3 separate regions of the Homo sapiens genome follow, and regions 1 and 3 are each linked to region 2. A link is a contact called in ENCODE Hi-C data. All regions are on one chromosome and are shown on one strand. Each heading gives the region's core, a stretch centred on a gene start or an enhancer-like site at or near the end of the contact. The rest is flanking DNA. Distances are from core to core; before and after follow the strand shown.

Region 1 (3,423 bases), core at 492-2,991, 650 kb after region 2:
TAGGCATGATTGATTAAATCATTTGCCCTTGTGGATCGACTTGACTCTCAGCACCCTCTCCCCTCCCAGGTGGTTGGAGGGTCCCAACCCTCTAAACCTACCTTAGTCTTTCTGGTGACCAGCCCCATTCGGAAGCTGCCTAGGGACTGCCAGGCATCAGTCAACTCATTAGCATACAAAAAGACACTTTAGTACTTTAGAGATTCCGAGGATATTAGGAGTTGTTTGCCAGGAAAGACCAATTATATATTTCACAGTATCACACCCCTACAAAAACCTTACACAAACTATTATAGGATCTTTATTCATAATATCCAACAACTAGAAACAACCAAGATGTCTTTCAACCAGTGAATGGTTATACTGTTTGGTACATCCATGCGATGGAAAAGTATCAGCAATAAAAGGAATGGGCAGGGCACGGTGGCTTACGCCTGTAATCCCAGCACTTTGGGAGGCTGAGGCAGGTGGATCACGAGGTCAGGAGTTCAAGACCAGCCTGGCCAACATGGTGAAACCCCGTCTCTACTAAAGATACAAAAAATTAGCCAGGTGTGGTGGCACGCACTTGTAATACCAGCTACTCGGGAGGCTGAGGCAGGAGAATAGCTTGAACCCGGGAAGCAGAGGTTGCAGTGAGCCAAGATCACGCCATTGCAGTCCAGCCTGGGTGACAGGGCAAGACTCTGTCTCAAAAAAAATGAATGAACTATTGATATACTGTTAGCTATTGATATCTCCACAGAATTTTGCTGAATGACGAAAGCCAGTCCCAAAAGGTACATACTGTACAATCTGATTAATATAACAGTCTCTCTTTTTTGTCCTTTTTTTCCTTTTTGTGGAGAACAGGGTCTCACTATATTGCCCAGGCAGGTCTCAAACTCCTAGGCTCAAACTATCCTCCTGCTTCTGCCTCCCTAAGAGCTGGGATTACAGGCATGAGCTGCCATGCCCGGCAAATAAAACTTTTTTTTTTTTTTGAGACAGGGTCTCACTCTGTCACCCAGGCAGAGTGCAGTGGCACGATCTTGGCTTACTGCAACCTCCGCCTCCAGGTTCAAGCGATTTTCCGGTCTCAACCTCCCGAGTAGCTGGGAGTACAGGTGCGTGCCACAACACCTGGTTAATTTTTGTATTTTTAGTACAAACAGGGTTTCACTATGTTGGCCAGGCTGGTCTCAAACTCCTGGCCGCAAGTGATCCACCCGCCTCGGCCTCCCAAAGTGCTGGGATTACAGGTGACAGGCGTGAGCCACCACGTCCAGCCACAACATTCTTGAAATGAAAAAATTATAGTATTGGAGAACAGATTGGTGGTGCCCCAGGGTTAAGAGGGGAGTGATGGAGGAAGTGAAGTGGTTGTGTCTATTTAATGACAACATGGGGGATCCTTGTGGGGATGGAAATGCTCTGCATGTCAATATCCTGGGTATTACGAGATGTTACTACTGGGGACAAAAACTAGGTAAATGGTACATTGCATTTGAATCTACAATTATCTCAAAATATAAATTTAACTAAAAATAAATAAAAAAATAAAGAACATATAGAAAAAAATAGGATCCTCCTCCTTACCTCAAAAGATCTGCCAGGTTCTCCTGGAATCAGGGCAGGGAATCTCTGGGGTGATGTCCCATTAGCTGGCATGTTCACCCTGGGCCTCAGCCCACCTTCCGTGCTGGACAGCTGTCTGTGTGTAGAGGGTCCTGCAGCCTCCAGTAAGGGGTAAGGCTCAATGGCTCCACAGAGACACCAAGAAATCCTAAAAGGACAGTATCCATATCATCAGTGTCATCCCACATTCACGCCACAATGTTCAGCATCCCCAGAGCATGAGTCAAGGTGGATTACAAAATGATCAAATTTGGGGCCAAATTAATGAGCTTGGGGTCCCTTCTTGAGTGGCTCTACCAGGTGCTTCACTCGCTACTCAGCCAGCCTACACCTCAGTTCAAGTTCAAGGCAGATCTGGGTTTAGGAGAAGTAGAACTGGGGCAGTGCTTAAGGGTGCTTAAGGCCCATGGGGTGGGCAGGTTCAAGGGGACCTGGTGGGTGACTGTGAGGGCAGGAAACCTGGAAAGCTGATAATCTAAATGAAAGGAAATCGGCTGGTCCTTTCTTCTGCCGTCTTTTGTTTTTTTCCACTCTTAGATGAAATATCCCTCTTAAATTCTTTTACTGGGAAGCTTTTAGCCTCTTCTTTCCAGAAAAAAATGGTTCAATCTTAATAATGTTATGTATTTTTTCTTTTTTTTTTTTTTTTTTTTGAGATGGAGTTTCACTCTTGTCACCCAGGCTGCAGTGGAATGGTGCGATCTCAGCTCACAGCAACCTCCGCCTCCCAGGTTCAAGGGATTCTCCTGCCTCAGCCTCCCTAGTGGCTGGGATTACAGGCGCCCGCCACCACGCCCAGCTAATGTTTGTATTTTTAGTAGAGACGGGTTTTCACTATGTTGGTCAGGCTGGTCTCGAACTCCTGACCTCAAGTGATCCTCCCGCCTTGGCCTCCCAAAGTGCTGGGATTACAGGTGTGAGCCACTGCACCAGGCCTAATGTTATGTATTACATCAACAAATTACAGAGGGAAACACTCTGCTGTTAACTTACACCAAAAAAGCATCCAACGCAATTCAGCAGCCATTACTAATATAAGCTCAAACTAAAATCATGGAAAAAGTAAATAACTTAAGTGCCACAAAAATCAATTATGAAACATAACTCTGAAACACCATGCTAAAAAGTAAAATGATGAAGCTATTGCCACAAAATTAGTACTGTCTGCTATAACCCAAAATTGTTTTGTGGGCTCTAGCTCACACAAGAGAAGATGAAATAGAGTGGGCTGGGCACAGTGGCTCATGCCTGTAATCTCAGAACTTTGGGAGGCCAAGACAGGAGGGTTGCTTGAGTCCAGGAGTTCGAAACCAGCCTTGGCAACAAAGTGAGACGCTGTCTTTACAAGAAATAAAATAATCCGAGTGTGGTGGTCCACACCTGTAGTGCCAGCTACTAAGGAAGCTGAAGCAGAAGGATAGCTTAAGAAGCCTGAGAGGTTGAGGCTGCAGTGACCTCTGATGGCGCCACTGCACTCCAGCCTGGGTGACAGAGCAAGACTTTGTCTCTAAAAGAGAAAGAAAAAGAAAGAGAGAAAGAGAGAAAGAAAGAAAGAAAGAAAGAAAGAAAGAAAGAAAGAAAGAAAGAAAGAAAGAAAGAAAGAGAGGAAGGAAGGATGGAAGGAAGGAAGGAAGGAAGGAGGGAAGAAAGGAGAAAAGAAGAGAAAAGAAATAAATAATCAGGCCAGGTGCAGTGGCTCACGGCTTTAATCCCAACACTTTGGGAGGCCAAAGCAAGAGGATCCCTTGAGCCCAGGTGTTCAAAACTAACCTGGACAACATGGCAAAACCCAGTATCCTTAAAAAA
Region 2 (3,498 bases), core at 977-3,476:
ATATATAAAGAACTCTTACAATCTAATAACCAAAAAATCCCCAGTTAACACTGGGCAAAGACTTGAATAGATATTTTTCCAAATAAGATATACATGATATACACATGGCCAATAAGCTCATGAAAAGATTTGTCATTAGTCATCAGGGAAATTCAAATCAAAACCACAATTAGATACCACTTTACATCTGCTAGGATGGCTACAATAAAAACCAACAAAACAACAAGTGTTAGAGAGGATGTGGAGAAATTGGAACCCTAATACACTGCTGGTTGGAAAGTAAAATGGTGCAGCCACTGTAGGAAACAGTTTGGTGGTTCCTCAAAAAGTTAAACACAGAAATACCACATGATCCAGCAATTCCACTCCTAGTTATATACTTAATAAAATGGGAAACAGGTAGGTATTCAAACAAAAACTTACACACCAATGTTCATAGCAGCACTATTCATAATAGCCAAAAGGTAGAAACAGCTCAAATATCTATCAACTGATGAGTGGATAAACCAAATATGGTATAGTATATCCATACAATGGAATATTATTCAGCCACAGAAAGGAATGAAGTACTGTTACTGATTAACCTTGAAGACATTATGCCACGTTAAAGAAGCCGGACACAAAAGACCACAAAGTGTATGATTCTACTTATATGAAATATCCATAATAGGCAAATCTATAGCACCAGAAAGCAGATTAAGTGGTAGCCAGGGGCTGGGGGGAAAGGGGAATAGGGAATGATTGTTTAATGGGGATGAGGTTTCCTTTTGGGGTGGTGAAGACAGCCTGGAATTAAATAGTGGTAATGGTTGCACAATACTGTGAATGTCCTAAATGGCACTGAATTGTGCAATGTAAAATAGTTAAAATAGTAAGTTTCATGTTATGTGTATTTTACCACAATAAAAAGAAAGGTGTTTATATGGGGTACAAGATGCGTGAATGGTGGCCATGAAGCAGAATGAATGAAAGAAAATGGCAGTGTGACTGAATGGCGGGAAATTGGGGGCACCGTGGGAGAGAATACATGTTAATGATTGGTAGAGTGGGAAGGAGTAGGAGCCATGAGGGGCAGAGTGAGCTGGAAGGGGAGTGATGCTGTTACTTTATATCTGAGTGGGTCCTGTGCTCCTGGAAAGCAGTCATGGTTACAAAATTCTCACAGCCCCTGGCTCCCTTTGGGGTTCCAGCAAAGGGCTAACTGCAAAAGTCCCTGGATTACCTGCTTGGGCTGCCATAATAAAATGCCACAGACTGGACGGGTTAAACCAGAAGTTTATTTGGCATAGTTCTGGAGGCTGGGAGAAGTCCAAGATGAAGGGGCCAGCTGATTTGGTTCCTGGTGAGGGTTCTCTATAAAGAAAGCCATAAGGCTTGCAGACAACTGCCTTCTTACTGTGTTTTCACATCACCTCTTTTTTGTGCAAATGGAGAGAGAGTGAGCAAACTCTTGGACGTCTGTTTTTATAAGGGCACTAATCCCATTAGACCAAGGCCCCACCCTCATGACCTCATATAGCCTTAATTACCTCCCAAAGGCCCCATCCTCAAATACCATCACATTGACAGTTTGGGCTTCAACGTATGAATGGGGGGGGGGGGGGGGAAGGGGCGCAATTCAGTCTATAGTAGTCCCTAATGTATTTACACATTCTGAGATAAGACCTATCTCTATCTGTCCTGATTGATGACTCAAGGATGACTCTTTTGCTTACCTGCCTCTATACAACCCGAGGTCTCTTTCCTTGTCTTTGGGATGTTCCTCATTAAGAAAAGTTTTCCCTATTGCAATAAGCTGAAAGGGCTCACCTGTGCATTTTCTTTCAGGTGATCAATTGGTAGAATATGATTAATAGGGGAGAGTGTTTGAGGTCCGGAACCTGATCACTGTCTGTCTCCTGTTTATTCCCCTAGGCCTCAGGGAGGCCTCATAGGACTGGGACCCTGGAATCTCCGCCCTCTCAAATCTCTCTGCAACAGTTTCCCAGGAGGAGGATGGAATGTAGTCCTGGCGGGGTCGCGATCAGATCTGTCTTCTCACCTAGTCTCCGACTAATATTCCACCTCACCTGGGCCCCTTTATCCCTGGGCTTATGTCTCCAACTCTCCCTGCGCCTATGTTTACCAATGTCACTTTCTTCACGTTTCTTTCTCCGTGGGCAGATTGTACCACACCTCCCTATTTGCACCAGTGGTATCTCCCACAACGGACTGTACCAACCTGAGCCTTCGCCACCGCTAGCTTAATAGTATCTATCTCCCTACTGTTATTTTCTTGAGAGGAGTACCAGCTCCACACGTTCTCCCCATCTCCCCACTGATACTGACCGGTGGAGGAATGTATTATCACCGGCTCTGCATCCTTTTTCCCCGGTAATAGGTACCAGGGATGTCCGTACCATTTCAGGCGTCCCCCGTCTCCGCAGTGGTATCTCCCGGCGGAGGGGTCTGTGGTCCTGAACTCAACATTTTTACATACCCGTTCTCTTGAAACCCCCCCAAACACGCCCATAATTTGCCCGTCACTAGCTTTGCACAAAGGGCCCCACTTTTATCGCCAAGTTTTCAAAGTCCTCTCGGAGTTCTATCTTTTCCAAACTTTAAAAGGCATATTACTCTCCTGTACGGAATGGTAAGGGCTGTAAAGATGCCTGCTCCCTTGACAAGCTGGTTTACTGGCACGGCCATTTTTCTTGCCAGCCAAATACGTACAATCATTGCAGTTAAGGAACAAAAAAGTTTTGGTGTTCTATAGCACTGCTTAATAACTATAGTTAGCAATAATTTATTGTACATTTTCAAATACCTAGAAGAGAGGATTTTGAATATTCCCAACGCAAAGAAATGATAAATATTTGAGGTGATGCACATGCTAATTACCCTGATTTGATCATTACACATTGTATGCATGTATTGAAATACCACTCTGCACCCTACAAATATGTACAATTAAAAAAATTTAATCATTAAATTAAAGAAAACCACAGAACAACTTTGGCTGCTAGCACCGACGGCTTTGGGAACGGTACTGCGCATGAGCAAGTATAGTGACTGGCAGTACCTAATTAATGCAGGATAAAGGTCGGAAAAAGGTGGCTGTCAGAGGAAGTTGTGACTGATTTTGGAAACACAAGGGGACCTTGCCTGAATAAGCATTCGGATCTTAACATCAGAGCAGGGTATGAGGCGGGGCAGAGAGTTTACATCGAACGGAAGTGAGAGGGCTGGTGGTCTGCGGACAGAGTCGTCATTTAACCTCTTTGTGCCTTAGTTTCTCTAACTGTAAAATAGGGATGATGATGTTAATGATAATAATAATAATACCTGCCTTGTATGGTTGTTGTGTAGATCAATTGAGTCAATATAAGTGTTTACAACAATGCCTAGCACATACGTAAGTCTTATATATGAGTTTAATATTATTATTATACTATTATTAATACCATAAAATGGATACATATAAACACATAAAATGGAATAGGGAAGTAGAGCAAAACC
Region 3 (3,202 bases), core at 267-2,766, 520 kb after region 2:
AATCCCAGAGGGAACACGTGATAGCCCTGGAAACCAAGAGTTTACAATTGTTCAGGTACCCCGAGCAGGGCATACATTAGTCAGACAGGGCAGGTTAACAGGGTTCCCAGTGTGGCCTCCCACGGGGAAAACTCCCACCGAGTCTAATCCAAATAATTCAGTTTGGTCCTTGGTTTCAGCGGGACTGCCCAGAGGTAGTCAGGTTCCCTCAGTTTTGCTTATCCGTGACATCAGTTCATCCCTCTCATGTGTGTGGATGGCATCTGCAGGTGTTCTGCCGGCAAATCACAGGAGCAGGTGCCACCCCTGCTGTGTCATAGTCAGTGCTGTCAGGGGTGATCAGAGGCTCAGCAGCCAATTTACATTCAAAGCACTCACAGCAGCTTGGAAATGAAACATGGGGCATTCTTCTACAGAAAGAGGGGAAAGCTGCCAGGAGCAGTTCTGAAAAAACAAAGATCATTAATACACTCTCTACACCCCGGCACCTCCATAGGCTTTTCTTTTTTCTCCATTGTTACAAAATCAGTGAGTCTCATTCAGTAAGACTTCATGACTTACTGAAGAAATATGACTTCATATTTCCCAATCATTTTACTCTCATCCAGACCATTTGTCTGGAAGGGTTATATGCTAGAAGGAAAGAAACATTTTTCCAGGAAAATATTTTTATGCAATTTAACCAGAAAGACATATCATGTCCAGAAATAGGTCAGGAAGAATCCGGAACTTTCCAATTTTTTCAAAATGGGTTTCCATTAACTTCCCATTCCTTTCCTCCTCATCATTTACCCAGTGAGCAGCCTAGGGAAAAAAAAATCAATCTCTTGCTGGGGACAGCTGCACTGAATAATCAAACTGTTTCACTAAGATGTGTGCACTAGGAGAAAGGTGAGGGTAGTAGGCTGGGCTCAGTGGCTCACGCCTGTAATTCCAGCACTTTGGGAGGCCAAGGTGGGCGGACTGCTTGAGCTCAGGAGTTCGAGACCAGCCTGGGAAACATGGCGAAACCCCATCTCTTAAAAAAAAAATTATCTGGGTGGCAGGAGCCTGTAGTCCCAGCTACTTGGGAGGCTGAGGTAGGAGGATCACCTGAGCCCGGGAGATCAAGGCTGCAGTGAGCCATGATCGTGCCACTGCACTCCATCCTGGGTGACAGAGTGAGACCCTGTCTAAAAAAAAAAAAAAAAAAGAAAAAAAGAAAGAAAGAAAGAAAGAAAGAAAGAAAGAAAGAAAGAAAGAAAGAAAAGAAAGGTGAGGGAAATAGAGTCAGGCTATCAGTCCATTGGCACAAACTGCATCTAATCCTGAAAGCTGAATGATGCAACAAGTCAACAGCAATGAGACATCTCAAAGAGGGGCACCAGTCCAATCTGTGTGAAGTAGGTGAAGGGGTCACATTCTCTGTTATGTGTCCGTCCCCAACCTGAAGCTTTCAAGAGAAATCACAAGTTAAGAATGCAATTAGTCTCTGTATCAGAAATCTAGAGCCATTCAGCCACCCAATTTTAGATGGTTTCATGAGACCACACCCTTTCCTGTTGGCATTTTTATGTGACCCAGACAATCCGGTCAGCATCTGTATTTTCGTCATTTATAGCCCCACAGAGGCTGTCTTAAATGGGCAACAATTCAGAATCTGAGTCCTGTTCTTTGAGATGAGCCTTCAGTTCCGCACAGCTCACCGCAAGGCCGAAACAGCTGCAGAAGACAGCATCAAGTTTCAGCTCAGAGGCAGGCACAGGCAATTAGGATCTGTGAATCTGGGATTTTTAAAAAGCCCCTGGCTTTCCTTCAGTAGCAGCAAAGCTGATACAAGGAAGAGCCAGACAGCTGTATACCAAGCCCAAGTGACAAACAAGACTTTTCTAAAAGTCCTTTTTATCTTGTTCATTTTAGAGGCCAAATAGACCTACTCAAACATATGCACAGCAGGCTGAAAACCATTAGCCTCTATGGGTCAGGCAGTTCATGGCAGCAAGAGCACATTAGCAAACTAAAAGCTGTTTTTGAAAACTCCCAAAGCATGTTTCTACCCGGAGATTGCCTCTCTTTTTATGTTCTCTCCCTTTTTCCAGAGGCTCCAATGGGCAAAAATCAGTGGTTATGGAGACTTGTTCTGTTTCCAATCCTCAAAGAGTTTAAATTGCAATCCACCCACAGGCAGCAAAAAGCAAGGGAGCTCTGATTCCACAAACACTGTTTTTTTTTCTTTGCAGCTTTCCCTATTAGGATGATTTGTCTAATGTTGATGAAATAAAGCAGATAACATTTTACATTAAATTTTATCATACACCCAGATGCGACAGCCACAAAATACAAAGCCTTTGAATAAACATTCCCCTCTGTTTTCCCCAAACCCCTAGCTGTAAAATCAGCATGTTCCACAGTGAGCAGGTCTATACAAAACTACCCCCAAAGTCCCAGGAAGCTGAGAGGCCAAAGAAAGAGGCTGACATATCCAATTTCTTAGAAGGAAACATTTAATAGGGACTTGCAAACAGAAGCCATGTCTGCGTCTCAGGTAGCGGTAAGAGGAGAAAGTGGATCCCTGTGCCATCAACCCCAGACTCAGGGCTTATATACCATAGGGAAGGGGTGATTCAGAAGTGATGTGTAGAATTGAAGAACGATCACATTGAGGTTATTTAGACCTAAGGGCAGGATTTGTGGTAAGTATGTGCTCTTACACAAGGAAAGATAGCTAGACTGGAAATCTGAGAGGCCTTCCTGGCACTGGAGTTAATCTGAAGTCAACATCGTGGATTAGCATCCAAGATGGAGTTGCTTTAGTTTCCACACCGCATTTACAAGGTTAACATTACAGCTGCTGGAGATGAAGGTTGCAGTGTAAGGAGGGCTTTGAGTTGCAGAGGCAGCTACTAAGCTGTAGAAAAGGCTAGAGTGGTTTTCTTGTTTGGGGGGAATGTTTTTTACTCTTTCTCCACCTCTGGTTTATCTAAAGCCTTGCTCCAGCCCTGGGAACTGATTTAACTATTTTTCTTCCACTTGGAGGAGCGAGCAATGCAAACTTTGAACGTTCTTGATTCACCCAAAACCTGCCTTCAGAAATTTTCTGACCCTTCCCCCTCCCACCTAGGAGAGAGAGCAACTCCAATTAACTGTTATTGTCTTTTCGTTGGTTTTGTTTTGTTTTGTTTTGTTTTGTTTTGTTTTGTTTTGTTGAGACAGAATCTCGCTC

Evidence for each region. A loop is a pair of places that touch in the nucleus more often than their neighbours do. Pooled maps may share reads with other maps.
Region 1: a map of CD4-positive, alpha-beta T cell shows a loop between it and region 2 (9-fold over the local background). The contact joins the promoter of ZNF157 here to the enhancer-like site in region 2. A Hi-C loop is called at or near these places in 2 of 168 maps with a recorded cell type or tissue (CD4-positive, alpha-beta T cell and CD8-positive, alpha-beta T cell), 1 of 37 single-sample maps with no recorded cell type and 15 of 50 pooled maps.
Region 3: a loop to region 2 is called in a map of CD4-positive, alpha-beta T cell, with 4 times the contacts of the local background. The contact joins two enhancer-like sites. A Hi-C loop is called at or near these places in 7 of 168 maps with a recorded cell type or tissue (A673, CD4-positive, alpha-beta T cell, Calu3 and 4 more), 11 of 37 single-sample maps with no recorded cell type and 15 of 50 pooled maps.

Annotation. Positions count from the first base shown.
Region 1 is chrX:47,368,896-47,372,318 of GRCh38, reverse strand. It overlaps ZNF157 (zinc finger protein 157), which reads right to left and starts at 1,741. Exons shown (of 4, transcript NM_003446.4): 1 at 1,579-1,741. The coding sequence starts at 1,650.
Region 2 is chrX:48,020,264-48,023,761 of GRCh38, reverse strand. No RefSeq gene overlaps it. Among named protein-coding and RNA genes, the nearest start is that of SPACA5, 15 kb to the right of the region's middle. RefSeq lists a silencer at 2,633-2,682. Within about 2 kb of position 2,226, at least 38 of the 41 ENCODE cell types and tissues checked have a DNase peak (open chromatin) inside an H3K27ac peak, as active enhancers do; they include CD4-positive, alpha-beta T cell and CD8-positive, alpha-beta T cell, where a contact is called at or near this core.
Region 3 is chrX:47,500,170-47,503,371 of GRCh38, reverse strand. The region is part of intron 1 of LOC124905183 (a long non-coding RNA gene); the gene reads left to right. Among named protein-coding and RNA genes, the nearest start is that of ZNF41, 19 kb to the right of the region's middle. Within about 2 kb of position 1,516, at least 3 of the 41 ENCODE cell types and tissues checked have a DNase peak (open chromatin) inside an H3K27ac peak, as active enhancers do.